Linked DNA regions of Homo sapiens: region 2 is linked to region 1. A link is a loop called in an ENCODE intact Hi-C map of the cell type or tissue named here. Cell type or tissue: dorsolateral prefrontal cortex. All regions are shown on one strand. Links, peaks and the distances in the headings refer to the core of each region. The heading gives the core; the rest is flanking DNA.

Evidence for each region. A loop is a pair of places that touch in the nucleus more often than their neighbours do. Peaks named below come from ENCODE experiments on the same cell type or tissue, not always from the same donor. Only the 100,000 strongest peaks of a DNase experiment are listed, where the experiment ranks them.
Region 2: a loop joins it to region 1, with 2.0 times the contacts of the local background. A loop is called at or near these places in 5 of 110 quality-filtered maps.

Annotation. Positions count from the first base shown.
Region 1 is chr20:4,876,112-4,892,050 of GRCh38, reverse strand. SLC23A2 (solute carrier family 23 member 2) reads left to right here. Exons shown (of 17, transcript NM_005116.6): 7 at 6,142-6,230; 8 at 7,228-7,298; 9 at 8,228-8,409. Among named protein-coding and RNA genes, the nearest start is that of RASSF2, 60 kb to the right of the region's middle. In dorsolateral prefrontal cortex, for the core only: no CTCF peak of the experiment used is centred there; DNase peaks (open chromatin) are centred at 5,120, 5,880 and 8,360.
Region 2 is chr20:4,805,471-4,821,409 of GRCh38, reverse strand. All of the region lies in intron 2 of RASSF2 (Ras association domain family member 2), which reads left to right. LOC107985392 (a long non-coding RNA gene) reads right to left here and starts at 9,506. Exons shown (of 2, transcript XR_007067506.1): 1 at 7,919-9,506; 2 at 5,250-5,389. RefSeq lists enhancers at 6,519-6,928, 6,939-6,998, 8,409-8,588, 9,338-9,567 and a silencer at 11,310-11,369. In dorsolateral prefrontal cortex, for the core only: no CTCF peak of the experiment used is centred there; DNase peaks (open chromatin) are centred at 6,460, 8,050, 9,299 and 9,632; H3K4me3 peaks cover 1,929 bases; H3K27ac peaks cover 7,335 bases.

The DNA.
Region 1 (15,939 bases), core at 4,340-12,339:
AGGACACCATGGCTCATGCCTGCATTCCCAGCACTTTGGGAGGCCAAAGTGGGAGGATCACTTGAGCCCCGAAGTTCAAGACCAGCCTGGGCAACATAAGGAGACCTTGTCTCTACAAAAACATAAAAAAAAATTAGCCAGGTGTGGTGGTGCACACCTGTGGTCCCAGCTTCTCGGGAGGCTGAGGTGGGAGAATTGCTTAAGCCCAGGAGGTCAAGGCTACAGTGAGCTGTGATTTGCGCCACTACACTCCAGCCTGAGTGACAGAGCGATACCCTGTCTCAAAAGAAAGATTGTTAGCGAGCATCAGGTGAGCTGATGCCTGGTACCTGTCCACACTCAGTGGCTGACTCTGTTTATCTTAGTTTTCCCCACTGGGAGGGAAGGAGGCAGGTAGTGCAGCGGGTGCACAGCGAGCAAGGGCTGGACAGCCTTGTGTAGCAACGCAGACCTGATGAGTGTAGCAGGGCTTGGGGTTGGCCACACTGCCAGTGTCCCCAGCCAGGGTGGGCCCCACTGACCCTGGAATCTATGGCAGAGGCCATCAGAAAGCTGTAAGGGCATTTGATCCAGCCCCTCCTGAGGCCGGAGACCCTCTTGCCTCAGCCAAGCTTGTTCTCTAAGGCGGGTCTACTCGCTTTTGTTCCTGCAACTCTAGCTTTTCTGGGTGGTCTCCCTTCAGTTACTCCACCCTTCCTCTGTTAGCTGGTATTTGTGATGTTTCAAGGGCCTGGGAGTCTGATTGAGTCCTCTTGTTACATGAAAGTTTAATGAATTTGGTTTTCTACAACCTTTCTTCTTCAACTGTCAGGTCCTTCTTGCCCCAAACATTTCCCTGGGCTCTGAATTGCTCATCCTCCTCCTCATGGCCTTCTGCTTCCCCTACCTCCCCTCCCCTAACCCCCATTCTTCCTTTTTAGGCAGGTGACTGCCCTGGCAAAAGCAGCTCTACACAGGAGTGAACAGTACTTATCACCAAATAAGGATGGAAGCTCTTTTCCTGTTTTAAATTTGGGGAGTTTTTTCAATATTTGGCATGACTCTGGTGTTTTAAGGAATGTGTTGTCATCTCCCTGCCTCTGCTACCCCCATCCTCCTAAGTCCCCACTCCCTGAAAACACTTGTTAGATTGATAGACATAGGTTTTTAAAATGTCAGCTCTGTCGAGGGGCAATAGATATGCAGCAGAATTCACCCTTAAGCTGTATAGTTAGATGAGCTTATACCCATGTGTACAATCACATCACCATCACCACGAATAGATAGAACAGTGCAGGCTGCTTTCCAAAAGTTCAGCAGGTCGATGGATGGATGGATGGATGGATACAGTAAATGATAGAACATGTCATCAATTAAGAAAAAGTTTTCTTTGACACATTATGTCTTTCTTTTTTTTTTGAGATGGAGTCTCGCTCTGTTGCCCAGACTGGAGTGCAGTGGTGTGATCTAGGCTCACTTGCAACCTCCACCTTCCGGGTTCAAGAGATTCCTCTGCCTCAGCCTCCCAAGTAGCTGGGATATAGGTACCTGCCACCATGCCTGGCTAGTTTTTGTGTTTTTAGTAGAGATGGGGTTTCTCCATGTTGGCCAGGCTGGTCTCGAACTCATGACCTCAGGTTATCCTCCTGCCTTGGCCTCCCGAAGTACTGGGATTACAGGCATGAGCCACCACGCCTGGCCTTGCTTTTCTTTAAAAGTAGTTGGTACACACACTCCTAGTGGTAGATTCAATAAAGAACCTATGGCTCCTCAAAGCCAAACCTGTTACATCTCTTAAGGATTATTTTTCAAAAATTTTTCCTGCAGTTTAGACTCTTGAGTGTTCATTTGACAATGCAGGGTTTTGTACCAACTTTGGTTGTTGTCTTGGTAGATGAAGGAAGCCAGGCACAGAGTATATATGCTCTGTGTTGGTGAATTTTGTTTTTGTTTTATTCATTTTCATTAACAGTTTAGTTCTGGGCAGATACATTTTGTATCTTCATGGTGTTTCCCATAGGAACCATTGGCTTTTAAAGTTTCTCTGATGGCACCAGAGGAGGACTGCAAGCCGCCCGGCATCTGGAGGCTTATCTGGTTGAATCATGAAAACCCATGCACATTTCACCCCCAACTCTGAGTACTTTTAATCTAATCACCACTCTCTTCCAAATGTGCAGTCAAAACCAACTTGCCACAAAGACTTAACCTCTTATTTTTAGTTTAATAGAAGTCCTTTCTGAGAATATAAATAGCTCCTTCATTTCATTAAGTATTCATTGGTGCTGAGGATACATGGTGGGTCAAGATGGTGGGTGAAGCCAGTCCACTTCCTAGTATCGGGGGATGCCCGCCTCAAGGTTGAGATGGGCAGGACAGCTTGTGGGGAGTGCACCAGCACAGACAGCAGCAGCCCGAGGAAGGGAGCAGATAGAGGCTGGACACAGGCGGAGATCTGATTCAGGCTGGCTCGTCATGTGAGCGGATGCCAAAGGGAATTAAAAAGCAAAGATGACACACAGAGCCATGCCACAGCCTATTGGGATGTCCTCTGTGGCTTGGTTCCTTCAAGACTGAGAATAGCTTCAGGGTTAAGGTCACCTCTCCCAGTTCTCCTACGGTGGTCCTTTCAGAGCAGGTCCTTCACTCATTTCCCTCTTGCTGCAGGAAGAATGCGGGGCATTTGTCATCTGGTCCCCACTGACCTTCATCATATGAGCTCCCTGTGCTTTCGCTCAAGTGGAGAATCTGCAGTCCTCTGAGGGTTCCTGGGTCCGTCCTGTGGCTCTTGTTTTGCACCTCCCCTCTCTCTGCCCGGAATACCCATAATCCCCCACACACGTGGCGAAGCACTTCTCGTTCTTTAAGACTCGCTCAAGCGACTGCACCTGCAGAGTCCCACAGCATTTCACACCGTCACATCACGGCCCCTTATATGTGACCATGATTAGTGTCTTCTTCACGCAGCAGAAACAGAAGGGCTCAGGAAGTGTTTTCCATCGTCGTATCTGCTTATAATTGTGCTGGTGTCAAGCAGATATCCAAGAATCATTTATCAGGTGACAAAATGATAAATCCCTTAACCTGGCACAGGGGTTGTCAGTCTCAGCCACCTCTAGAAGGCATTGTTGAAAATGCAGATTTGGTGCCACCCACCCCTGAATCTGGCTAACCAGGACGAGATGCAGAAATCTCCACATTTAACCAGCACTCCCAGAGAATCCTGAAGCAGCTTCCTGGTAACTTGGGAGGTGACTTGCAGAAATCTTGACAAAAAGTCCTAAGTTGTAGGGGAACACATTACAGATTCAAAGGAGATCCTGGAATATTTGCTGGAGGAGGTGATATTTTCTCTGTGCCTTAAATGACAAATGAAAGATGAACTCGTATGAAGGAGCTGGTGAGAGATACCAGGCTGGGAGTGGGGTTCAGGTTACCTGGGCACCAAGCTGGACATGGGGGGCCTCTGGCAGGGTTTTGAATAAAGTAAGGACTGTGGGAGTTTGCTTAGGTTCTCCTGCTGTCCTGAGGCTGGAGCCCGACATGGGATCTCGTCATGTCAAAGTTGCTGGTCTGCTCAGGATTTTGTTTTTTAAACTAATGTCTAGTGACCACTATTAACTGTGAGAATTTCTAGCTGCAGAAACCCACTGCCTCTTCACATATTTAAGATATATTTTCCCTGTAGACAGGTCAGAAAAACTTCTTTTGTAAAAGGCCAACAGTAAATAGCCTAGGCTTTGCGTGTCTCTGTTAATGCTGCTGAGCTCCACCGTGATAGCGTGAAAGCAGCCTTAGACCGTGAGTAAATAAATGGCTGTCCTTTGTTCCAGTACAACTTTACTTACAGAACAGGTAGCACCCCAGGTTTGGCCCACTGGCTGGTTTGGCCGCCCCTGGTGTAAAGAAAAGCACAGTTTAATGTATTTCCTTTCCAGTCTTTAGTACAAAATAAAAGAGCAGGCAGTCTTCTCGGCCTAGGGAGACCCACCTGGGTGCCTGAGGTTTACCTGGTCACATGAGTACGACAGGGGCCGTGCCTTGGGTGCAGAGAGAAGAGCTGAGAATTGACCGTCTTCACACTGGGCAAGCACCTAAAAAAGCCACTCTCATCACCTTCAGCCGTTTTCTTGGAAAATTGGCTTTGTTAATTGTGATCTAGGGAAGCTCTCGTTTAACGTGTGCATATGCTCTTGTTGCAACTTTCCCTAAGAACGTTTCAGTCAAGCCAGTGACAGAGCCCACACTTAGTGCTGGCGTCTTAACAGCTTGTGTCAGGCGGTGTTGCCTGGCTAGACGTGAACACATAATGCTGGCATGAGCAGCCCTTTCCAGATCATCTCGGGAGACTTTTTCTATCGTCATCTATTTCAGGGGAACTCAGGGTCCCAGCAGCTTGCAAATGAGCAAGTATCTTTACAGCAGCGCTCTCGGGACCTTTAGTCCTAGTTAAGCCACCAAATGCTCACCCTGAAAGGTGCCCAGGTCGGATGCCAAGGTCAGGTTCAGGCTGAGGTCTGACTGAAGAGTGGAAGCCAGATCCAGTCTTTCCTTTTGCCATTTCCAGTGGATCACCAACACAGTGTGATGTGTGATGGCCACATTCCTAAGGATAAAATCTCTAAACGCAATTCACCATTTGTATTCCACTGCCCTAGGATGCACTGGTTGAAGTCTGAAACCATGGTAAACCAGATGGCATTTGGACCATTCCATACAGCATCCGTCCCTAATTACACGCTGTCCTTTCAGTACAGTCCTGAAAATTTGTGCTTATGGAATACCTAGAAGTCAAACAGTGTTTTCCCTTTGACGTACATTCCCACTTCAGGTGTCCTTCACTTCCGCTATCCTCTGGGCCCCTCTGGCAGGTAATTATAACTGGATGGTTGTTGAAGGGCATGCCTGTGGGAGTGGTCAACAGCAATGCATCTGGTTTGTATGGTGTAGCCTGCGTCTGTGCCTTAAAGCCAGCACCCTTCCTACTCTGGATTGATGTCATTGCATGATTAAACAGCCAGGAGAGCATCTGTAACAAGGAAGTCTTGACCTCACTGGCTCAGAATGGTGTGTGCTGGGCTCTGGACTTGCAACGAGACTGCTTGTCCTTTAGCTAGAGCCAGTTTGATTTCTCAGTCCAGTTCCTGTTTCACTGTGGGTAGGACTTGCTGCCAGACAGCTCAAAGGGAAGGATGCTGGGTCCCTGTCTCGCTGGCCAGGCCACTGACTAGGCTCTCTGGGGCATTTCAGGATTTGGATGTGTGAGAGTTCCCAGCCCTGCAAACAGGAGGAGTCAGTTTAATATTTTACCCTCAAAATTATATTAAAAATAGTGATTAAGTTCTCATGCTAACCCATAAAGTCACTTTAATGTGACTTAGCTGAAATGCTGTACATTTCCATTAAAAAATGGTAGTCTTTTTGAATAGCTAAAGTGTTCATGAAGTCAATATGAAGTATCTAAAATATAATCAAATCATGTCATTTGAGGATCTCTGCATTTAGTTTGAGGATGTGGGCAGCAAATTTAATGGAGATTCTGCAAGTTTTCTGGGCCCTTTAAAATATATTAGAATGTCTTTAAGTATTTTTATGATTAAGCAGAATATTTATTTTATCTGCTGTCACGTTGTAACTTACAGCTCTGTAGATCTAGATCACTATTATGATTTATCTGTAATCGGTGATTAGGGCAGTTTTTGATTTACAAAATGAAACAACGGAGGGAAATTTGTTCCTGTGATAACCAATAAGAATTTTAAAGGGAGGAGGAGGGAGGTAAAAAAGCAGAAATACACTGATGTTTAAAAAGGAGTTTATAAGCTCAGCAGGAAAGAGGGAACCTCAAATGCCCGCAGTCTCCCGCCTGCAAGAGGAAAGGTGGTGATGGCAGGGGCCGGTGTTGGGGTGTTGGCACTGACCACGGGGCCCACCCTGGAGCTGCCTGGGTGGGAGGAGAGTGGCAATGGGGAGGATGAAGAAGCCACTGGCTGTGGCTGCATGGCACAGGAAACCTTTGCAAACTGGGGCTTTTTCTTCTAGGTGTGCCTGCATTTACTCATGTGCTGTATGTCTATGGAAAAGACTGTTAAGCTGTCAAATAGTGAACTACCTCGGTAGTTCCCGATGCCGTGATCATGGTTTTGGTCTCGTTTCTTTTAGGTTACCCCTGTTTCAGGCCAGTGCTTTTGCATTTTTGGCCCCTGCTCGAGCCATCCTGTCTTTAGATAAATGGAAATGTAACACCACAGGTAATTGCAGTTATTTCCACATATGTCATTGGGGTCCTTTAATGCAGGTGTAAAGGGAGGCCTGGACGTGCTGCCCTCAGCAGCGCTAAATCCTTTCAAGAATTAGGGACAAAGCACACAAACCCACAAACAGCTTAGAATGCTCCATCTGTGGATCGTGTCTGTCTCTCTCTTTCTGTCCACTTGTTCATCCCTAACCCTAGAGCAAGAAAGGATCAGAATTGACCTCATTTCTCTATGTTAATGAAATTGACAAATATGGGAACGGAATAGAAAAATATTTGTGCTATTTTTCTGCCTCTCTCTTTCAGTGGATTTTATGACCCACCAGTAATCACTCTCTTTGCTGCGTCAGCATCCCTTCTCTGAAACATCTTTGCTTTTTAAGGATCTGGCTACTGTGGTTTGCTGCAAATGACTTTCATTCCCCTTCTTTAGTGATTGCAAAGATCCTTAAGGAACCCGATAAGGTCAGGAAAAGATAGGGAATTTAAGAAAATTAGAGTCAGACCTGTACTCTCAAAAATACAATTACATTTTGACCTTCTAGGAGCAAAGTTTTCCAGCCTTCATTTCCTTCCTTGCTCCTAGGAGTTACTTTGTGACCACTGATTTGATCTGGGAACTGGAAAAGGCCCTCTGTTTTATCTAAGTTTTTCAAACCTCAGTCCAGCAACCTTGCTGTCGGGCATTTCAATGAGCTGTGTGCAAAGGTTGGTTTTTTTGTGTGAGGCTGGTGCTAGTAACGTGTATCACCACTTCAGTTAGCTTTTGACAATTTGGGGAGCTCTTAGTCGATGAATTCATTTGGTTAAATTAGCATTTGAGGATCCACCTTTCAGTGAGATAAGCTATACTGTTGGAGGTTGAATTTTAGGGATGGGGATTGAAACAGATGTAATAAAAACAGGGAGAAAATTCTTCTTAAAAGGTAAAATGAATATGTCATGTGAGACATCAGTGTCACTCCAAGAAAAACTTTGTTTTTGTTTTCAAGATGTTTCAGTTGCCAATGGAACAGCAGAGCTGTTGCACACAGAACACATCTGGTATCCCCGGATCCGAGAGGTAAAAGACAAGCGTTGTCTGCTTTTGGCTTCTTCATGTTTCTTCTCAGCTTCAATGTTGGTTGACCCAAGAAATAGCAGTTACTTTTACTGAGCCCTTCTTTTCTTTTTCAATTACTGATAGTTTATTTCTCTTGTTTAAGTAAATGTAGTTAAGCAATACTCTAAAATAAAGCATATGGAAATGCTCTGGGCAACCTTAAGGAATGGTTTCCTCCCTCCTGCACACCCACAGACCTGTCCACTCACACCCGCCAGCACAGCTAGCTGAGGTTCGTGGCTCACTGGATGGAGCTACAGAGGCTCATCATCGACAGATAGCAGAATTGTTCGCTCTGGCCTCAGTGTTTGCCTGTGTTCATTGAAAGAACTAAAGATATTTGTCTGCCAAAGTGCAATTGAACAGAAGCAGACATGAAGTACGGCTGACAGTGTATTAATATTTTCCAAAACGTGTGAGATAATTCACCATCAGTTCAGAATGAGCACAGATGTGGCCATTCTGCACACTAAAAACATCCCTTTAGAATTTCTGTCAACAACATTGTCTTGTCGATGTCCTGGGGGGCTCACTCTTTAAAGCTGAGAGTCTTTATGCTGCAGTGTTCCTCTAAGGCTGGTCTTTAAATGTTGTGTTTCTTAAAAGGGAATTATAAATTTTTGCCTGCATCGTTTAACAGTGAAAAAGGCATGTGGGCCGTGTGTCCAGGACCTATTTCTGTAATACACCTGCATCATGAATGCAGGCCCCAGTTAGTGCCCCCTGAAGTTTCTTGTCGGGTCCTGGGGAATTTTCTAGCTATCTCTCCCAAGTTAGATGATGTAATAACTTATTGCCTTGCAGAATTATCAGTTGTGGTTGTAGGTGACATTCTGAGTGTGCAGTGTACAAGCAGCTCACTCTCATGTCTGTGCCATCTCTTGTTGCAGATCCAGGGGGCCATCATCATGTCCTCACTGATAGAAGTAGTCATCGGCCTCCTCGGCCTGCCTGGGGCTCTACTGAAGTACATCGGTCCCTTGACCATTACACCCACGGTGGCCCTAATTGGCCTCTCTGGTTTCCAGGCAGCGGGGGAGAGAGCCGGGAAGCACTGGGGCATTGCCATGCTGTAAGTGGAAACATCTCCCCTCATCCCACCACTGCGGGGCAGCCTTTAGGAACATTCACACAGACTTCAGGAGATAATGTTTTTCAATAATAAGAATGGTCTGACAGTTTCAACTTTATTTGCTTCGTGCTGGGGAATAGTTGAAGGGTTTTTGACCCAGAGTTTGGGAAGTGACATATAGTTGACGTATTACAAAGACAGACTTAGCAGCAATATGAAGAGGGTGGATTGTAAGTTTTTAAGCTTTGGTAGTGGGGTAAGGTAGTGGCGCCATTTGTTTTTGACTTTTGAGGTCTTGCCAAGTCTCATGTTCATGAGTTGACATACTGAGAAGCCAAATTTTTATATCATGAGACTCAAAAATATTCCAGAGTGGCAGGAATCTGGAGTATTTCCAGAGAAGTCGTGGGAAAGGTCTGTTGCCATTGATGATGTGACTCTTCTCCCCAGGCCACACTGAGCTCTGCACTCCTGACGGGTGGGTGGTTGGGGGAGGGACATAGTTTCTGCCAGGGTCCTGCTAGTCAGTGCCTGTCCTTTTGTACAGAATGTCACATCCATTAAAGATGTCCCTTGCCCTTTAAGTAAAGTTAACATTTTGTGTTAATGAAGTCACAGGGGAGTTTGATAATATTACTGATGATTAGAGTCACAGAACTCTTTGTAACACAGAGCCCACATTCTCTATGTGTCTGCAGAGCATGTTTAAGAGTTGATTATGTGTAGGTATATGGTTCCATTACTCTGGAATTTAACCAGCCAGTACAACTCCTAAAACAAAATAAGTCATCACATAAGAGAATTTTTCATTTGCTCTGTTTTGTGAAATAGTCTGCAGTTATTTAATAACAGGTGGTATTTATTGATCTTTTACTATGCATCAGTCCTTTATATAACACTTGTATATAGTATCAGATAAGGCACATCCTAGTGTTATCCCATTTAACAGCAGAGGACACTGAGCACCACGACGTAATGTGATTTGCCCAGAGTCATACAGTGAATTAAGTGGCCACCGTGGGTTTCAAAACCCAGGTGGTGGACATGGGCCCGAACCCATCATACTCAATCCTGTTCTGTGTATTAGAACATGACGTACAAATAAAAGGGAACCATAGCAGAATTGTTATCTACACTTTACAAATTAAATTAAGGTGTGTGAAAATATCAAGTTTTTTTTTTTCTTTAAACAAGGTTTGAAGGAGACACATCTCACACATGAGCATGAATACCCATCATCATGCTTTCCCAAAATTGTTCTTTTTTTGCAATGGAGTCTCGCTCTGTTGCCCAGGCTGGAGTGCAGTGGTGCGATCTTGGCTCACTGCAACCTCCACCTCCCGAGTTTAAGCAATTCTCCTGCCTCAGCCTCCCGAGTAGCTGGGATTACAAGCACCCACCACCACACCCGGCTAGTTTTTGTATTTTTAGTAGAGACGGTTTCACCATGTTGGCCAGGCTGGTCTCAAACTCCTGACTTCAGGTGATCTGCCCACCTTGGCCTCCCGAAATGCTGGGATTACAGGCATGAGCCACCGTGCCCAGCCCAAAATTGTTCTTACTATTCTCATTTCACCAAAGGTTGGTCAAAACATTCTTCACACCAGCAGAGATGGGAAGATGGCATGTGAGAATAGTCTTTCAGCGAAATGTAATTAATGCCAAAATGGATAAATTGTAGGTATAGTACAGTAAAATTTGAAACCAGTAACAAAAGGATGAACAAAACCCACAAAGCACTTACAAGCTTAAAAAAAAAAGTGTTAAAAATCACTCTCAGAGAGGAAATTGAAACTTTGCAATTAATTACTGATAGTTTAGGAAATGATGGCAAGAACAGCACCAGTCACACTTAGTAGCCAGAGGTGTTCTCAAGAAAATTCACAACCTTTAAAGCAGATACAGCACATGAAGAATTTCAGTAACTAAGAAAACAGGACAAAAAAATGAACCTAGTAAAAGCAGGGGGAACGAATTAATAAAGATACAGAAAATGTGACACAAATAGAAGTGGTAAATCTAAAAGCTGATCTCTTGAGGGGGAAACAAAACCCAATGTAGACAAACTTCTGGCAAAGCTAAGCAGGATAAGAGGAAGCCTGTGCACATAGATCTGCCACAGATCCCGTCAGAGGGAGCAAAACTGTTACCTCCCCCCAAATTAAAACAAAAAGTAAGAAAATAGTGGTTTTCAGAAAACTTAAGTAACCAAAATTGACTCCTCCTCACTCTTATCTCTAAGTATGGGGGTGCCTCCACACTTGATCCTGGCCCCCTTCTCTCCATGCACTTCCCCCAAGGAAATCGCATTTCTTTGATGGTGGATAGTTCCATGGAAACCTGTAGTTCAGACCTGTAAACTCGATACTTACAGATCCAGCCCCTATTTTGCCCCTCCACTTACTGTTACACAAGACATCTCCATCTGTAAATGAAAAAGCCCCAGACTTTTGATTCCTTTCCTGCCCCTGAAACCAGTTTCTTCTGCTTTCCTCCTTTCGGTGAATGGCACAACCGTGCCCCTAGTTGCTTCAGCCAGAAATGTCTATCTGTTCTTCAGTCTTCCTTTCGCCTCATCCCCCACACAGCCCATCCTGCCCTTCCTCCTCCGGAACAAATTCTGAACCCGTTCTCTTTTGCAGGCCTTCACTGCCGCCACCCTCTGCGAGCCTTGCTCGCCCTTGGCCATTGATTCCTCACTGTCCCCAGCTTCTCCCTCATGTCTCCCAGGGGTCCTCCTCTCTCCCCTCCTTTTGAAACATCAGTTAGACACAAGCTAGAATTCTGGAAGCTTTGGGGTTTTCTTACTGTTCCAATGTCTGGAGCCTCACGTGCTGCCCTCGGTGGGTCTGCTTGCGTCTCTTGGCCTGGATACCTGGAGCCCCTTTGCTCTGAGCACCCAGGCATGCAGAGGTGGGACATGATCTTGAATTATCTAGATGCCTTCCTCCACTCCACCCTTACTTGTCTCTTTCTGGAACCTCTTCCTGAAGCCTCCTGGACTCTTCCTGTTTCCTCTCCTGTTTTCTATCTCTTTGTCTTTTTTCTCTATTCGTGAGAATTCTCCTTTGCTTTATCTCTTATTCCTTCTGCCAAGATTGTCATTTATGCTCTGGTGTTTTTTCAGTTTCCAAGAGCTCTTCTGTATCCTTGGGCTGTCAGCTCTGTGAGAGCAGGGCCTACGCTCTGGGTGGGTCACCTCTGCACCCCCAGCACCTGCCCCTCCCGTGGCTGAGCTGGTGCTCAGTGAGCAGGTTGTGAACTAATAAAGGAAGGCTCAGGAAGCCCGGTAAACCCATGACCACAAGAGCAGCCGAGATAGTTGCTGAAGGACTCTGATTCCTAAAAGAAGCCCTGGGCCCAGATGGTTAGACAATGAGTGCATTCAGTCTTCAAGGAACAGAGACTATATGCACTAACTTGCAAACTGTTCCAGAGCTCTGTGAAAGGAGGGAAACTCCCCAGCCAATCTTAGCGGCAAATTCTGACTGAACTAATACAAAAGGAGAACCATGGACCATTGTTTTCTTTCCTGGGGTTGTGTTAAAAAACAAACAAATCCTGAGCTGATGGATGTATTGCGGCACATTCTAAGCAACGAGCCCTGAGTTCAAATGTCTTCAGGTAGCGTGCTAAAGTTCAGCATCATTCTCTACTGTAAGACTCCTTCCAATCTTTCAAAATGCAAATGCGCAAAAGACTCTATTCACCTTCAGAAAAGGGCCTTAGTATCCAGCCCTGTCCACCCTTAATTTGTTTTTTAAATGTCACACATCTATAAGCATATCTTGACAGACTATTCCTTAGAATGTTGTTTGGGAAGATGCTGCTACAGATAACACAATGAAAGAACAAGGCATAATGCGTCATTTCAAGAATTCACAGATGATCAAATATTAGAAAATGTGTTGAAATCGATCATGGCTCCATGGTAGGTTTTTTTTTATTTGTTAAATTTTGAGACAGGATCCCGCTCCATCACCCAGGCTGGAGTGCAGTGGCACAATCTCAGCTCACTGTGGCCTCTGACTCCTGAGTTCAGGCGATTCTCATTCGTCAGCCTCCCAAGAGTACCTGGGACTACAGGGTAGATTTTATTAATAAGGTCTTATTGATAAAACTATGGTAATAGTCCCTTCCCCTGAATTTTATTTTTAAAATTCAACCTACATCCTTGTTGCAAACTTAGCAATGTGAGAATAGGAGGATTTTTTTTTTTTTTTTTTTTTTTTTGAGACAGAGTTTTACTCTGGTTGCCCAGGCTGGAGTGCAGTGGGGCAATCTCGCTTACTGCAACCACCACCTCCCGGCTGCCAGCAATGCTCCTGCCTCAGCCTCCCAAGTCGCTGGGATTACAGGCATCCGCCACCACTCCCGACTAATTTTTTTGTATTTTTAGTAGAGACAGGGTTTCACCATGTTGGCCAGACTGGTCTCAAACTCCTGACCTCAGGTGATCCACCCACCTCAGCCTCCCAAAGTGCTGGGATTACAGGCGTGAGCCACCGTGCCTGGCTGTATAGAAGGATCTTTATGCGTAAGATAAACATGCCTCCTACTTGAATGATGAAAGACTCAAATCAGTCCTGCCTTTTGAAGTCAGGAACTTAAATAAGCTTGTTTATTATCACGGGTATCATTTAAAGTTATTCTAGATGTGCTAGTCAATTTATAAAACAAGAAAGTAAAATAATGTGGACCCATACCAAAAAGATCAGAGAGGAGAGGGGATGGTGACTTGCCTGTAGAGGAATTAAATACATTCCACAACTTCATAAATAATACTGTGGTCCTGGGACAGGGGTAGACATTGGCAGAGCAGAGTAAGAAGAACAGAAACAGAATCAAAGAAAAATAAATATTTAGTATAGATGGCAGTCATATTTGAAACCAGTGGGGAATGGACAAATTATGTAGGAAAAACTAATTATTTTTGGGAAAAAGTTAGACTCCTAATTTATATCAAATTGTATTTCAGTTGAATTAAAGACTTAAATATACAAAATAACCATAAAAGTGCTAGAAGAAAACCTAAATAAGTTTTTAATCCTAAGGGAGGGGAGATCTTTCTTAAAGCAGATATTGAAAAGAGAAAGAGAAAGATAGATTTTACTATTGACACATTTAAAACGTCAGAAACCACTGAATTAAAAACAAATCTGTCGTGGCAGCTCACACCTGTAATCTCAGCACTTTAGGAGGCCAAGGTGGGCAGATCACTTGAGCTCAGGAGTTCTCAACCAGCCTGGCCAACATGGTGAAACTCCATCCCTATTAAAAATACAAAATTAGCTGGGTGTAGTGGCGGGCACCTGTAATCTCAGCTACTCAGGAAGCTGAGGCACATGAATCACTTGAACCCACGAGGTGGAGGTTGCAATGAGCTGAGATTGCACCACTGCACTCCAGTCTGGGCGACAGAATGAGACTCTGTCTCAAAAAAAAAGCTGGGAAAATACTCATAAAAATGTCACAAGAAAGGCTAACATCCCTAACTCGTAAAGAGTTCTACTGGTTAATTTAAAAGTGAGAGAATCCCAGTGGAGTAATAGATGAAGGGTGTGATAGGAGTAGCCATTTGGCAAAAAAGGGACTACACCTAGCTCATTAAAGTGTGAAAAAGGTTTATCCTCCCAATTTATTAAAATGTGTATTATCTACATGATTCTGTTGGAATTGAGAGTGAATGAGGTTGTACAAACTAAGTCACTCTGATGGAGATGGAGTTTAGAGACGGAGTCTCAGGGAAGGTTAGTGCGGCCGGTCAGTGACTGCTCTTTCTGGCACAGTGCATACGTCCTTGGTAGGACCTACATTTTAAAACTTATTTTTTTATTGACTTTTCTTATGGAAAATTTCAAACCTATTCAGAAGTGAAGAGAATAGTTTAATGAACCCCCATGTGTCAATACCAGGCACTCCAAAACAGTATACTTTTATCTATATCCCACTGTTTTTCAGCTCCCTCCAATTCAGTTAAATTCTAGGTATTTGAAATTTAACAGTAATTAAGCTCAGAAATCTAAAGCAAAATAATAGTCCCCTCCTACTCCATCTCTCAAAAAAATCTCATGATTGTTAACTAGTAAAAAATTTTGTTTTTATCCTTACATATTTTTATATTTTTATGCAAATAAGTACAAACTAGTATATATACATAATTTTATTCATTTTTACCCCAATAATTTGTTGGGTTTACTTCTCTGAGACAGCATGTTTAGATGATCTCTTTCTTTCTAAAGCTGCACAGTGTTTAGTAATGTAGTCTATAATGTATTCAGCCATTTCTCAGCTGATGCTCATGCATGTAGCTTAAATTTTTGCTGCTACCAAAAAAAATGCTGAAATATATACCTCAACGTGAAAAGACTGAGTATTAGAAGCAATGATGATACAGTTTTTCAATTAAAGCTGTTTATGTTGCTTCTGATGTCATACAGTATGGGAATTTTTATTTATTTATTTATTTATTTATATTTTATTATACTTTAAGTTCTAGGGTACATGTGCACAACATGCAGGTTTGTTACATATGTATACATGTGCCATGTTGGTGTGCTGCACCCATTAACTCGTCATTTACATTAGGTATATCTCCTAATGCTATCCCTCCCCCGTCCCCTGGTATGTCCATAAAACAGAATGCTAAGCAGTCACTAAGGTGCTGCTGCAAATCTCTGTCTGATGAGGCGGAAAAGCAAATAGATACTGAGGCAGGTCAGGAAGCTGCGTAAAGCATGATTCCAGTTTGGCTTAGATAATAACCTGTTCATGTCTGGGGACAAGGAAGATGACAATCTGTCTTCCTCCAGCACCCAGCAAATATCCAGGGAGTGAAAACTGTTCAGAACAGATAGACCACGATATTACATGGTTTTATCACTCAAGGGGGATTATGGATGATCTTCAGGGTTTTATCTTTTTCTTTCTGCTTATCTGTCTTTTAAATTTTTTGTACAATTTAGTATGTATTACTTGCGTAACATTTTAAAGTAAAAGTTAGCAAAGGTAAACATGAGGTGGGAAGCACCCAGTGGAGTAGACAGCAGCCCATCCTGAGAGCTGGGGCTAGAACGCTTCATCCCTTTGCTCAGTTAAGATGTGTGGACATGGGCGGGTCTGCACCTCTAAGCTGCTGCCTCTCTGTCACAGGGTGCCTGCCCCCAGGTGTATTTGAGAATAAAAATAAACTCGAAGTAGAGAGGTTTTAGAGCAGAAAGAAACAGTCATGTTCATCTGCTACCTAATCTGCTTTCTAAATTTGAGTTGCCAGATTTGGGCCTAAGATCTGGGTGTCCCTCCTCAAATTCTGTGTGGTCTCAGTCCCCTCTTAAATGTGCAGGTGTGTTGCCTGAAATAATGATGACAAAACTAGCAGGCCTGGGGCATCTTTGGATCTCCTAATATTCACTCTGAAACAAATAAGTAGCATTTATTTTTTCCAGACATGAAAATTGCATGTAGGTCTAAGTTTAAAATATTCCAGTTTTAGTATCCCTTGTTACCATATTGTTTTTTGTTAAACTTCAC
Region 2 (15,939 bases), core at 5,360-13,359, 72 kb after region 1:
CCATATCTGGCCAACTGGGGCTGCGCCCACATCTGCTGTATCTGCAGCCACATCATCCCCACTTCCCTGAGCGTGGCCTCACTCTGTCCCTAGTGCTCTGCGGCCCACCTCTCTCCATCTCCACATGGCTTCTGTTTGGAGGTTCAGGTCTTCTCGCCAGTTTGTGCCATCTTAGGAGCCCAGTTGGTGTGGCGGACAACCCTACACCTTGTTTTCAATCCTTTGGATGCTCTGACCCACCTGAGACATCCCAGTTGCTATTGGTTTTGCTTTGACTTCTTGGTCTATTTCCTGGTGCCCCGGAGCCAGGCTTCGTGTCTGCGTTCCATACGTGAGCTGCTTAGGAATGGCTGAGCGAGTCAGCTGGAGAAGTGCCCAGGGTGTGCATCTGCTGCCTCAGAGGGCTGGACGACGCTGCTTGCCAGAGAGGAGACCTGTCATCAAAGCACAAAAGAACATGGGCCTGATTATTACTTTCAGTCCTCTTTAGGATATTTTGGCAGGAAGTGTCCTTACTGAGTGGGAGGTGGGGGCAGAAAGGCAGGGTCAGGTTGCCAGAGAGTCTCACGGAGAGGCTGGGAGATGGACTGAGTGACCCCAAGAGTAGTCCCAGGACTCATCTCCTCCTCTCTTCCAGAGCGAGAAACAGGGCAGGTCTCAGCAGTGTGCTTGGAATGGAACAAGATGTTTAGCCTCTATCTTCAATCTGTAGTAGCTGAGAACTGCCACAGCTGGGTTTATAAAGCAAGGGGTAGAAATTCCCTCCTGCTACCTCCCTAATACTCTTCACAACATCGTCCAGTTGTTTACTGTAATGACACACTGTCCTATTTAAACACTTCCCTGTCTCCAAGAAGAAGTTTTATTTTTTATTTATATTTATTATTATTATTATTTTTTGACATAGGGTCTCTCTCTGTCGCCCAGGCTGGAGTGCAGTGGTGCAATCATGGCTCATGCAGCCTCAACCTCCTGGGCCCAAGCGATCCTCCCACCTCAGCCTCTTGAGGAGCTGAGACCCCAGGCATATGCCACCACACCCAGCTAAATTTTTATTTTTATTTTTTTATAGAGATGAAGTCTCGCTATGTTATCCAGGCTGGTCTCAAACACCTGGCCTCAAGCCATCCTCCTGCCTCAGCCTCCCAAAGTGCTAGGATTATAGGTATGAGCCACTGTGCCTGGCCCAGAAGAATGTATAAATGTCCTCAAGGTGGAGTGAGCTCCCACAGGTCTCACGGCTGGTTTCATTTATTTGGCCTGCTTGTTGGTTACTGTGGACCACATGGCCGTGTGAGGCGGGGGTTGGTGAATGGGGCAGGAGGCACCAGGGAAGGAGGGTGGCACATCCTCTGACTTGGGCTATGCAGCCAGTGGGTCATTTTTTATCACTTCTGGGATGGCAGACTCTAAAGTCTGTCATCACAGGTTGATGCTGCTGTTTGCGGTGACAGCTTGGGGCTGGGGAACTGCTGCTGCTCAAGGCAGCTGTGGCAGAACCAGAGAGGGACCCTCTCATCCATTCCTGTGGAACGGGCAAAATGACTTCCAAGGCCCTTTCCTGTTCCTTCAATTGGTGAAAATTGGCAGAGAAATACCTGTGCTTTCTTTGAACATGTCGACCCAAAGTGATTTGGCAAAGTAGATTTCCTTCATCAGCACGGTGCTTTAACCGTAGTTGGCATTCAGTGAAGTGTGATTAACTGCTCATTTTTATAAATGTCATGAAAGAGTATTGGATTTGGAGTTTGAATTGCATCTTACCATTTCCTAGCTGTGGGATACTGAATAATGTAATAGATGCTGTCAGTCTCCTGCCCATGTTCCACTGGTCTCAACCAATGACTGATGGGAGAAGGTGTGCAAATACTCCAGCTTCCTCGCCTCTCTTTTGAGATAAGTTTGGGGCATGTTCTGTGCTGTCTCTAAGAATTCCCTTGCAGGACCGAATCTCAATTGCTCATAGTGTTAGCTTGCTCACTTCCTCATCTCAAGTACATTTCAAGTACAAAGGGAGTGTACTTTGTACTTTGTACACTCCCTTTGTACTTGAACTTGAATTCTTGTTTCACGATCTACTTTTGGGTGAAACCAACCTAAGACAGGCTTTAACTTATAGTTAAAAGTCATTAAAAGTCTCAGTTTCAGGCTGGGCGCAGTGGCTCATGCCTGTAATCCCAGCACTTTGGGAGGCCGAGGTGGGTGGATCACCTGAGGTCAGGAGTTCAAGACCAGCCTGACCAACATGGTGAAACCCCGTCTCTACTGAAAATACGAAAATTATCCGGGCATGGTGGCGGGCGCCTGTAATCCCACCTACTCAGGAGCCTGAGGCAGGAGAATCGCTTGAACCTGGAAGGCGGAGGTTGCAGTGAGCTGAGATCTCGCCATTGTGCTCCAGCCTTGGCAACAAGAACAAAACTTCCTCTCAAAAAAAAGAAAGAAAAAAGAAAAGAAAAGACTCAGTTTCCACAACTGTAAGATGGGAATTATAATAAGTATCTCACAGCAATATTGTGAGGGTCAAATGGGCTATCATGTGCTTAGCCTGGCACATAGCAAGCATGTAGAAAACCATTTGCTGGCTAGAAGCAGGCTATGATGGATTTCAGAGTGTGTATTATGGTGGAACATAGAGAGTTACAGTGCTTTGGAGAGAGGCTGCTCTTAGGTTAGGTGAGGAAACTGAGGTCACCTGCACATGGTTTGTATTCCTAGGTTGTGACCAGCGACGTGCTGGTGAATATTTAACACCCGGCTCTTGGTAGGGGCTTTGGGGGAAGCCCTGCTTTGTGGTGTTTTCCAGTTTATATGATATAAATAAATATTCCCACTATGGCTGACTTCACTCTACCAACCTGGTATCAGTGAACACTCAGTTGGGAAGAGTTGTGCGCCATTGGCACTTGGGAGCCAGTAGGATCTGGCCCCAGCACACATCGGGCCATGACTAAGTCAGCATGTGACCCCAGTGATTTTAATTTCCAATTCTGTACATGCGGAGGGGAGGATAAGATTTGTATTAGGCATCCAAGTCATGGGATATGTTCAAGCGCTGCCCCAAACCGGTTGAACCTCACCTGCATGCGAGACACTTCTGGGGTGCATTTAGTGATTATGATTATTATTGTGTTTTTTTTTTTGAGTTGGAGTCTCACTCTGTTGCCTAGGCTGGAATGCAGTGGCACGATCTTGGCTCACTACAACCTCTACCTCCCAAGTTCAAGCGATTCTCCTGCCTCAGCCTCCCAAGTAGCTGGGACTACAGGTGCATGCCACCATGCCCAGCTAATTTTTGTATTTTTAGTAGATATGGGGTTTCACCATGTTGGCCAGGCTGGTCTTGAACTCCTGACCTCAAGTGATCCACCTGTCTCAGCCTCCCAAAATGCTGGGATTACAGGCATGAGCCACTGCGTCTGGCTAATGATTATTGAAATGTTTATGCTGTGAGACTCTGGTTCTCAGTTTCCCCATCTCCAAGGCAAGGGATTAAATGATTCCATATGTCCCTTCTAACCCTTGATCTCTTTCAGAAGAGTCATTGCCTTGTCCTTCTGTCTATACAAGAACAAAACCTTTAATGACAAAAAACCTTTCCTGTGGACTACATGTGTGCCACCCACCATGAGACACCCAGCACTGGCCCCTCCTAGAGTCCTTCCTCCTGGGAATTCAGTGGACATTAACCCAGTATAATCCTGCCTGTCTTGTATATCAGTGTCACCTCAGGACTCCGGCATGGTGTGTCTCCAGAGGAGGCCTGGAGAGGTGGGGAGGGAGGGACTGGTTTTTTTTGGAACGGATGGTCCCTTCCTTTCTGAATCACTATGCAAAGTTATAGACACCCAAGTAGAGTCTGCTCATGGTTTGCATTCCTAGGTTGTGACCAGTGACGTCCTGGTAAATGTTTAACACCTGGCTGTTTTTGGAAGGAGGTTTGGAGAAAAGTCTGTGTGGAGAAAGAGAACTTTCTATGACAGAATTCATCATCTTGGTGTAATTTTACTCTTAATGCTCTGTTGACAACCCTCCCAAACAAGTCCCTGACTCAGCAGTTCCACCCCTAGGAATTCTGCCCCTAGGGATGTAATTGGATAAATGCAGAAAAGTATGTGTATGGGGATGTCCCTCGCAGCATTATTTATAATAATGATAACACTCCATAGTGACAAATGGAGACCAACAGTCATACATTAGTTAACCATGGCATGTCTATACTTTGGAATACCAAGTGGCTACAAAAACATAGGCTGCAGGTGTGTAGCTATTAACGTGGAAGAATATGATATATATGTATTTTTGAGATGTAGTTTCACTCTTGTTGCCCAGGCTGGAGTGCAATGCCATGATCTCAACTCACTGCAATCTCCGCCTCCCGGGTGCAAGCAATTCTCCTGCCTCAGCCTCCCGAGTAGCTGGGATTACAGGCATGCACCACCACGCCAGGCTAATTTTTTGTATTTTTAGTAGAGACAGGGTTTCACCATGTTGGCCAGGCTGCTTTTGAACTCCTGACCTCAGGTGATCCACCCGCCTCGGCCTCCCAAAGTGCTGGGATTACAGGTGTGAGCCACCAGAATATGATATATTTTTAAGAAGCAGCTTACCAAACTATGTGCTATTTTTACAAACTGTATCACCCATCTATATTAGCATCTGGAAGGATGTATGGTAAAATGTCAATAGTGATTATCTCTGGGTGGTGGAGGTTTGCGAGATTTCGATCTTCATCTTTTTTCATATGTAATAATTTATTTTTATGTTTTATTGTGGCAAAGTACGCATACCATAAAATTTACCCTTTTAACCGTTTCTAAGTGTACAAATTAGTGGCATTAACTCCATTCACAACGTTGTACAACCCATCACCATTATCCATGTCCAGAACTTTTTCGTCGTTCCAAACAGAAGCTCTGTACCCATTAAACAATAACCCCCTCACTCCTTTCTCCTTCCAGCTCCTGGTAGCTTCTAGTCTACTTACCGTCTTTATGAATTTGCCTGTTCTAGCTACCTCATATCAATGGAATCAAACAATATTTGTCCTTTTGTGGATACTAATCTTTTCATTTATCTATATATATTTTTCGTTTTTGTTTTTGAGACAGGGTCTCACTCTGTTGCCCTGGCTAGAGTACAGAGGTGTGGTCATGGCTGACTGCAGCTTCCGTCTCCTGGGCTCAAGTCATCCTCCCACCTCACCTCAGCCTCCCAAGTAGCTGGGACTACAGGTGCACGCCACCACACTCAGCTAATTTTTTATTTTTTATAGAGACAAGGTTTTGCCATGTTGCCCAAGCTGGTCTTGAACTCCTGCATGCAAGCCATCCTCCCGTCTCGGCCTCCCAAATTGCTGGGATTACAGGTGTGAACCATGGAACCTGACCTATATTTAAAAAATAAAACAAAAAATGTTTATTTTACTTCTGCAATTGAAAGGAAAGCCCCGGGAGACAGCTGTGGTATTTGGCCCCTGGAGGTTCCATCTCAGGCTGGGTCATGTGGTCCTGACTATCCTTCCTGGCCTGGGCAGTATCAGGGTGCTGCCTCCATCTCAGCCTCACAGGACAAAAGTGGCCAGGGTGCAGACGTGCAGCACCACTGGCTTGGGAGCTGACCACAGCATGGCTTGCTGGCTGCTGGCAGCTGGCCCTTGGGGCCCAGACCCACTGCTGCTTAATCTCAGGGTTTTCTGTGTGGTGATGAGTTTGGAAATGTGGGCTCACGATTCGCCATGACTTTGAGGGAGCAGGTGCCGTGCAGAGAGAGAGATTCAAACCAGGTAGAAGTGGAGTTGTGTGGACACTAGCTTCCCTGAAGCTCGAGAAGGAGGATCTCTGCCTTTCTATTTCAAGCATCCTTTGTGTGTGCCCAACGCTTGCCCTGCTAAATACCCATCCCAGTGGCTGTAGGGCTGGTTGTTGAATGTTTTGTCCATAGTGTGGCATGGGGTGCAGGGGGGACTTTAACTGGTGGAGTCCATGAGGCCTCAGGTACTCTGGGGAGATGGGTGGTGGTAGCCTCAGATAATCAGTGCCCCTTCCTAAAGTGCCGTGTAGGGTCTTACAGCTCATCACACAGACATTTAGGGCAAGGATGGCTCTTTTGTGTACAGTCGGGGCCATGGTGCCACGTAGTTGGGGGGCTGCTGAGGCAGAGTTTGCCCGCAGGTCAGCTCAGGAAGCTGCGGGACCCAGAACAGGGAAACCAGGTCACGTGACTCTATTCAGGGGTCACGGGAGTGGGTCAGGTGGCTTTTCTCTGGGACATTTGCTCTGAGGCAAATGCTGTGAGTTCCTTGTTAGGTGAGTTCCCCGAAGCGCCCACGGCTCCTCCAGTGAGTTGGTAAAAGCGTGAGTCTGGGAGGGCGCTCAGGGTCTCTTCACCTGGCCCTGCCCAGTGGGTGGCTACCTTATTAATCTTAGGTAGTCGTCCGGGTGTACAGAGGTTTGATAGAGCCGCCTCTGCGGGCCACGTGGAGGAGCAGTTCTGCTTTTCATGGGGCTGACTTTCCTTTAGGGTTGGTCAGCTGTGCCCAGGGCAGACAGAGGAGGTTGTGAATGTGCTACTGTGGCAAACTTCCCCTGGAAACGGTCTGGAAACCCCCCGATGTGCCATTTCTCCTGGCACTAGGAGGGGTCTGAGATCTGCAGTGAGCGGGGAATTTCCCCGCACACGTTGTTGGATGCGTTAACTCAAGGTTAAAGGAGGGTGGAGGGTGGATGTCAGATATGCCGCAATGACTGCCGCCCCGACCACCCTGGAGGGCTCTGGACACACCCGGCACTTCCTTTGCTCTTCCCACTCACTGCTTTTCAAGTCCAAGGAACCTGCCGGGGTCTGGGGGTGGAGGAGGCCAGCGATCCTAGCTTTTGGGTTTTCAGTCCTGTCCCCAGGTGGCGAGTAGAGGAAACCTCAAGATCTCCGCACACAGAGCTCAGAGTCTCAGCCTATAGCACCAAAAAAGGAAGAATGCTGGGGTTCCCTTGAGGAAGGGGATGTGAAGTCAGAGATGAGTCTGAGTGGCCTGTGACTTGGAAACCACTCAGTAAACAGGAAGTGTCGATACCAAAGAAATCTGAGCTTGTAGGAAACAGGGGACCCGGAGGCAGCCCCTCCTTACCTGCCTGGATCTGTCTGTCTCTGTCTCTGCAGAGCTGGGAGACGAACCCTCAGATGGGCCATCGGGAGCACTTGGGGACACAGGCCTCAGGCCCTCCCTGCAGGGTGGCCTCCCTTAAATCCTGTAGTTATTGGACAGGAGGAAAGCTTACCTTGCTCTTCCCCAGGTAGGACATTAAAACTACCCTATAAACTGGCTCAGCTTTGAGAAATGCAGGTCAGGGAGTGTCTTGTCTTATTTGCTTTATTGGGGCCAGTGTTGTCTCCACCAACTTTCCACTCTCCCCTTGGGTCCTACAGTCACATGGAATGTCTCACTTGGTTGAACTGGAGCCCACGAGGGACTATGTCTTGGCTGGTTAGCATTCTAGGTCTTTAGTTTCTCTGAGCCAGAGTCTAATTCTACACATACCAAGCACACACACCATACATGTGGATACACACACATACACAGCCATACACACCACCCCCAACCATACCCTCCACACACACACACACACACGCCACACACTGGACTCTCACTCACACACCGGGAGCTATGCTCACACCCACGCACACACAGCTGCTTTTTTCTGGAGTCTGTGCTTCCTTTATGCTTCCTTTTTCGTCCCGCTCCAGCGCCCTGCCTCTCTGATTAGTGGCTAAGCGCTCTGAATTTCCTTCTGCAACATCCATCCTAAAGGTCAGGCACTTGTGGATGCCAGTGGGGCTTCCCTGTAAACATGTGGCTGCTCCTCCGGTCTGCGAGGCCATTGTCTGGGTGGGCCCAGCGGTGGCCTTCTGGGTCACTCACCTGGCCACCCTCCCACTGGGGTGGAGCTGGAGGCAGGCCTTTCCGGCAGGAGTCCCAGGACCGCTTCCTCCCATCTTCCACAGTCGCGTCTGGGAACCCAGGCCTGTGCAGACAGCTTGGGCAGGGAGGGCTGGGCCGGGCTGGGCCACAGTTGGTGGCAGAAGAGTGGCGGCTTCGTAGGCTGACATGCTTGAAGAAACCCCAGCATGGCCCTTGCTGTGTTTCAGTTCCTCCTGTGTCGGTGGGCCAGGCAGGGGCAGCTCCGGGGATGGGAGTGCGGTAGCTTGCCAGGAAGGGGCTGTGCCTGTCAGTTACCAAGCATCGGGGTTTTTCTGGGAATGGGGTGGGGATGGTCTGCGGGGCCTGTGAATGGGAGGGGTAGTTCATTGTCCCCTCAGTGTCCCACCCAGTGTGTGATAAGGGACTGAGAGTCAGTGGCTCTGTGACTGCAAGTGCCCACGTCCTGGACCTGCGGCTCTGGGCCTCTCTCCCTGGCCCCTGCAGGGTCTGCTTTTCCCACAGCTTGTCCTCTGGGCTGGTCACTCACTCGCCTCCCATCCCCCAGACCTCCCAGCCTGCTGTGGGCTGGTAGCTGGAGCCAGCCTGCACCTGCTACTCGCATAGTGGCCCTCTCAGATCCAGCGCTCAGCCAGAGAGCCACAGGAGCACTGGGCTGCATGTCGGCTGTGCCACCTGGGACAAGCCACCTAACCTCTGAGACCTTCTGTTTCCTCATTTGTAAAGTGAAGTCTTCCCCCTGAGGTTCTTGGAGGGACTAAGATAAAGCATCTAGAGCCTGCTACCACCAGCAGCATCAGCAGCAGCCCTGGGCGCTTATTAGAACTGCACCTTCTCAGACCCCACCCCAGAATTACTGAATCAGAAACTGGGGCAAAGGGACCTGCAATCTGTATTTTAACGAGCCCTCGGAGAGATTCCAATACACACTCAAGTGGGAGAACCTCTCCTCCAGAATACAGTTGGGTTGGCTGATTTTTGGCTGAAAGCACTTTCTTCCTTATCACCTCAAGAGAAGCTGTAGTCTACAGGGGTTCCGCTTGGCACCTGCACCGCCCTGGATTTGAGCCTCAGCTCCGCCCCTTCTAGCTGTGTGTCTTTGGGCAAGTGGCATAGCTTCTTTGTGCCTCAACTGTTCAACTGCAAAATGAGGATAATAAAGTTTCTTTCGTAATGAGGTTGGTGTAGGGGTTAAAGGAGTCCAGGCAGTGATGGGGCTTCTGTTCCATAAAGCAGGAAGGCAGAAGGCAGAGTATGCCATTTCCTTCCGAGGCAGCCCACATTTTGCCCATGCCCAGGACAGGCTTGGGTTTGGGAAGCATGATCTGGCATCTCTTGCCATCTCTAGGTCTTGGCAGGGCCCCAGCCCGCAGCTCAAGTCTCCTTCCTCGTGTGGTGCAATGGGGCTGGGGTTTCCTGTTTGCCATCCACACCGCTTCCTGCCCCACTACAAGGGGTCCGAAGCGCAGAGGGATCACTATCTCCTCTGCCATTGCTTGGTTACAAAGCAGATTCCCTCAGGAGACCTGGCCAGTTGGTCTTTAACACTGTAGTGGAAAGCACTGTGTCCAGCAACTTTCTTCTCCAACCCAGGAGATCCAGGTTGTCCTCAGAGGGAGGGGCAGGGCTCAGAGAAGAGGTGTGCACAGGCCCCAAAAGAGGAAGCTACAGGCCTCCAGTGAGCGTTTCCTTTGCATCAGACTTGGGGCCTGGGGCTGGGGTTCTGGCTTCTGTGACATGGTGCCCTGGCTTGCAAGAAGGAGCCCTTTGCGTCAGCTCAGTGCCTGCACACATAGACCCTGCGGGACACTCTACACTGTCCCCTTTCTCCTTGGAAATATTAGTAGTAGGGAGAGGGTGCTAAATACCCAACTCAGTTTGCTTTTAGAAAATTCCACCCCTTCCTTTCTTGAAGGGCTGCTTTGAAATACCTATGGTGGTGTCCTCAATCTACACAGCTCTTTCCCTACCAGGTTCCACAGTGGCGCTCAGCCCTGGATGTACACTGGCATGACCTGGGGAGGCTTTGAAAGTGCTTCTGCCTGGGCCCCTCCCCTAGAGTCTGATGTAATTGATCTGGGCTGCAATCTGGATGTCAGGATTTGATTTGATTTGATTTTTTAAAGAAGGGGATTCACTCCATCTCCCAGACTGGAGTGCAGTGGTACCATCATAGCGCACTGCAACCTCGAACTTCTGTGCTCAAGCGATCCTCCTATCTCAGCCTCCTGAGTAGCTAAGACTACAGGCATTAACTGTGCCTGGCTAATTTTTTATTTTTTTATTTTTTGTAGAGATGGGGTCTCACAATGTTGCCCAGGTTGATCTTGAACTCCTGGCCCCAAGCTGTCCTTGTGCTGTGCTGCAATTACAGGCATGAGCCACCATGCCTCGCTGACATCAGGATGTTTAAAGCAACCCCTCTCTCTACCCACTCCCTGCCGCTGCTCTGGGAGTCTCATGAGCACCTGGAGTCAGAATCGCTGTGACGTCGGGTGTCTCTAAGCCACCTCTTCCCACTGCCCCCCATCCTTGGTTTCAGTCCAGGCTTTGGCAAGTGCTCAGCCCTCCCACTGGTCAGGTGGTGGCTCTGTGGGGTCTGCCACCCTGGGAATTCTCCATGGAAAGCCCTCTCCTCCCCAAGCCTGTCTCAGAGACTGGGGCTGCCTGGAGCCTATAGAACAACTGTTGCTCTCCCTCCCTCACCCCCACTGGGAGCTGAGGTGGGGGTGGTTGGGGCCTGGCCCCTGCTCTACAACCAGAAAGACAATTCAGGAAACAAAAAACAAAAGTGACCACCAAAGGCAGCTCTTCCCCTCTCTCACCCTGGACTTTCCTGCCAGGGCTGCCCCTCCCTTGGAGGACTTCCCAATTCATAAATAAGACGAGAGGTGCTGGGTCTCCAGGCTGGAACTGAAACCACGTAGGGCGAGCCAGGGTCCTGGGGATGCTCTGAGACCAAGGAAAGGTGGCACGTTCTCCAGGCTCCCTGATCATGGAGCGTTTGGAGGAAGCAAGACCTAAGAGCAGAGGGGATTCTGCTGTTTTTGGTGGGAGCTCCAGACGCCTTTCCCTCCTCCTAGAGCGTCTTGAGAACTTGGTGTGTGCTCTCCTCTCAGGAAGCTGAGGCTGTGATTTTTGGGCTTGGCCAGCCCTGCATTTGTTCTTGGAGAGGCCTCCTGTGGGAGGCTGGAAACACCTGCAAGTGGCATCTGTGGGAAGGAAGGGAAAGGATCCTTCATGCAACTGCTGCAGGGCTTCAGCTGGTCCAGAGCTTGGGTGACGCTGACCCCGTTCCGGCAGCCTAGGCTCCAGCGCCAGGCTGGTCCTGAGTGGGCAGCTGTTTCCTCCCAACTTGAGAGTGGGTGGGGGACAGTGACAGACCCAGTAGTTGCTTCAATCTCAGATATGGAGCAGGTGTAATGGATGCTGCTGTACCACCCAGGTCCCCTTAATCTATTGCATGCTGTGAGTGTTGACAGTGCTGGGTCTTAGCGGCACACGTTTCCTGAGAATTGCTCTTGCAGGGAAATGCCTACGGGCTGTCCCTCTGCCAATGATTGACATGCAGCGGTCCAGAAGCGCCACCTGCCCACCTCCACGTAGGACAACTCTGGGGGCCCTTCACACCACAGAGCTCCCCAGGGGATCAGCTGTGGCTGGGCTCCAGCTGAACGCACCTCATTCCTAGCTCCTCCCACTGCCCCCGTCCTGCCTCCCCCACTCCCTTACAGGTTTCTCCTGAAAACACCTGCACAATAAATCACATGCTTTCTTTCAGGCTCTGCTTCTAGGAATCCCCTGGCCTAAGGTAGCAGGTTAGTGTCCCTGGACAGACTGCTGATCCCATCCCCTTCCTGGAAGCAGTAATCATGATAACCCGGGTGCAGGAGAGGCACAGGCTGGGAGCTGGGGGCTGGGGGCCAGAGAGGAAGCTCCAGGCCCAGGAGGGGAGAGAAACACCAGCAGGGGACTTCTGTGTGGGGTACGTGCTGTGCTGAAGGGCAGGCCGAAGTGGGAGTGCCTGTCCCTGCATTGTCCAGGGGTCATTTATAGGGGGAGGTAAGTTTTGATGAGGGTCGAGGCTAGAACATGTGAATCTGGGTCTGAGGGGGAGCATGGGCACACTCACAGAGCATAAAAAGTAGGCTCCGAAAGTTCTCTGTGGCTGGGATGTCATCATATTAAATGGCCAGAGGACCTTCCCTTTGAAAAGACGTCCTCCTGGGTCTTAGGGAAGGTCTTACCCCCAAGCTGTCTTTCAGGCAGTCAGGAAGTCATGAATGGGTCTCCAAGTAACCAGCTGAATTCCACTGACAAGCAGAATGCATTGCCCAGGCATTTAATGGAGCTGAGGAGAATTTGGAACATTCTGCCAAAGCATGAAGCCAGTGTCAGAGGGAAAACTTGACTGGTTGGTGGCCCCAACAGGGTTCCAGCATGACAGGAACCTGGGAGACTCATGTCTCAACTAGGCAAGCCCAGCTGTATTCACATCTCCAGCTATTTTGGCAGACATGCTTTGTGGTTAGTAGACATTCAATATATGCTTTATTTTCTAAAGTGTTTTTTCTAAAAAGAAGTACTGATTTAGAATTCTAGAGGGAGTAAGTAACTATGTTCATAGAGGAAGTTCAGTAGATTTAAATATGTTTTAGACTTCCAAAGAGCAGCTCCATATTAAAAATGATTTTTGAGAGATAGCTCACACCTGTAATCACAGCATTGTGGAAGCCAAAACAGGAGGATTGCTTGAGGCCAGGAGTTTGAAACCAGCCTGGGCAACATAGTGAGACTCCATCTTTACAAAAAATAAAAAATTAGCCAGGTATGGTGGCGTGTACCTGTGGTCCCAGCTACTCAGAAGGCTGAGGTGAGAGAATCACTTGAGCCCAAGAGGTCAAGGCTGCAGTGACCTGTGATCGTGCCACTCCATTCCAGCCTGGGTGACAGAATGAGACCCTGTCTCAAAAAAAAAAAAAAAAAAGATTTGTGTAAAATTTGCCCTTTCTTTCTTGTCCCCTTTCTGCCCCTCTTCTCCTTTCTCTGTGTGGTAGACTATGAGGTGTTTTAGTTCTGTGCCTAGATGCTGGCTGATGTGGGAAGCCCCTCTTTCCTCCTTGCCTCAGTTTCCCTCCTACAAGACATAACAACCATTAGTCTGTATTCCCAAGGCCCCGTGGGAAGTCATGATCGTAAATGGTTCTTAAAGGCATTTTGGAGCCCAGGAGAGCACCATAAATTCTGGATAATAACAGGGGAGGCAGAAGCATTGCAACCAGCCAGCTGAACGAATGAATCCCTGTCTCCAAGGCCACAGATAATGGCAGGCACCCCTGGAGGAAGTGTCCAGTTGAATCCAATTGAATCCACATTCCTGTTCCACAAACCGTCTTCCTCTGACCTTCCTTGTGTGAGGAACAATGCTCTGTTTAAGGAATATCAGAGTTAACTGTGAATTTCCGGCCCTCTGTTAGTGCTGCTGCTGTTTGCCTTAAGGTGGATGTGAATGTAGCTTAGTATCTTTAGCTGGCTGCAGGGAGACAGTGCTTTGTGAAGGTGGTTGGAAAGTTTGTGAAGAAAGGTGCAGATGCCCAGAGTGGGGCAAAAGAGGGATTGGGTCCTAGAATCACCTACCTGTAATTTCAGTTCAACTTTGGGTTAGGCTATGCAAATATTTTCTTAACACTTTTTTCCCAAGAAATGTCAAAGTAAGAAAAAAGGTGGGGAGAAGTCAGGCCATAGACAAAGATGGGGCAACATGACCCCATAGGTCGGAGTTATAGCTATGGCCTTGGTGAGATCACCCAACAGGTAGAGAGTGGCTGAGCCCTAGAAAATTCCCACAGTCGGGGCCATCAGACTATCTGATGTGTATCAATCTGGTAAGTAAAAAGTAGGGTCATGAGGGAAGTTGAACACCTTTTCATGGATTTATTAATTACTTGTATTGAGTTTTCCATGAACTACTGTGCGTGTCCTTTGCCCATTTTATGAATGAGCATAGAACCTTTTTCTTACTGATTTATTAAAGCTCTTTATGTATTAAGGACATTAGCCCTTTACCATATGTTTTGTAAATATTTTTCCCCAGTTTTCAATTTGCCTTTTTGACTTTGTATAGTTTCCTTTTTTTTTTTTTTCTGAACAGAAGTTTAAAATTTTCACAGGTTGGTATCAATTTCTTCAGCATTTTATTTTTCAATGTTTAAATTTTTGGTTCAGTTATTTCTTTTGGTGGAAGGAGTAAGCTAGCGATTTCACTTCCCTGTCTTCCCCCTTCCAAACGCCAGCGAATTCTCTAGTGATATTTTAAAAAATTAAGCTACCTTTCCCCTGCTATTTAGAACTGCTGCTTACATTCCATGTTCCCAGATATATTTGGGTCTATTTCTGTATGTTTATTGTTTCATTGCTCTGGCTATTTTTTTCTGTAGAACCAGATAGTTTTAAGAATCAAATTCTCTAACTGGTATTCTCAGTAGATTTAAGAAGACATGGTATTAAAAAGAATTGTCTTAAGAGCAGGACAGATGCAGAACTAAATTACCAAATGATAGGTTATGTTGGAGGCAAAGAACGAAAGAGAGAGTCCTGGAGAAAATTCAATTGGTGAGTTAGAAGATTAGCTGGAGAATTCTGAGAAAAATAAGGAAATGGAGGGTAGCTGCCGGGGTGGATGGATGCATAGTGCTAGAGAGAGAAGAGATTGCAGAAGAACCAAGAATGGACCGGCTGCAGTGGCTCACTGTAATCCCAGCACTTTGGGAGGCTGAGGTGAGAGAATCACTTGAGGCCAGGAGTAAAAGACCAGCTTGGTTAACATAACAAGACCCTGTCTCTATAAAAGAAAAATTAAGAAAAAAATTAGCTAGGTGTGGCAGCCCATGCCTTTAATCCCTTCGGGAGGCTGAGGCGGGAGGATCGCTTGAGGCCAGGAGTTTGAGGCTGCAGTGAGCTATGATGGCTCCACTGTACCCCAGCCTGGGTGACAGAACCAGACACCGTCTCAAAAAAAAGAACCAAGAATGGGAGGAAGAGGGGAAATAATCAAAGAAAGATAGAATAACATTTCCCTGGCTGAGGAAAGACTCCAGTGTTGGAGAGTGAGAAGGGCTGCCGACAGCAGGCACCGTTCACCTGATTTCCACTCCAACCAGGCTGCGCGATCAGCTCTGGCTGAGTTCCCCCATGACCTTTGTGTGGTTTAACAGAGGCTGCTCTGGGTTCCCCTTCCTTGGGCTCTGACCACCAGCTCCTGGCTCTGCTGGCCTTGGCCTCCTTCTCAAGGCCCCTTGTTTCCTGGGCTTCCTTGGTACCATGTCTCCTGTTTTTCCTCTTTCTCCAGGGACTCCTTCCTCTGCCCATGCTGACCAACTGGGTTAATGGGAACCCTGCTCTAGGCCCTGTCCCCTTCACCCCTTCTGTTCTTTCCCGATGACCTCATCCTCTCCCCTCACTTCACGTGCCAGGAATTGCTCTCCTGGGCCCCAGGCCTGCTGTACTTCTGGTTATCTGCACTGGAAGTTTCCATGGGTCTGCCTGAAACTCAGTCCTGGTCCTCACTTCAGCAACTGTGAAGGTGGCACCTCTGCCTACGTTGCGGTCCTCGCCAGCAGCCTGTGCGTCACCAGGACTCTGCCTGTCACCCCACGTTTCATCCGGCAGCACACCCTTTCCCCAAAGGGTGTGCTTTCCACATCACGACTTTCCTCTTCTTCTTCGAACTCTCTAGAGTCTGTCTCTCCAACTCGGGCTCCGGCCTCTCAACTGGTCCCCGGGATGCTCTTCTCCCGGATTATTTCTCCACAAAGCAAGGCATTGGGTGGGTGACCTTTCCAAAATGTACATCAGATCACATCCCTGCCCTCGGAATTCCCCTTGTTTTCCTCTTGCTGCCGAGAAAAATGACTATAGTCTTGGTGGTTTAAAACAACAGAAATTTAATACTTATATTCTGGAGTCCAGAAGTCTTGAAGTCAGTTTCTCTGGGCCAAAACTAA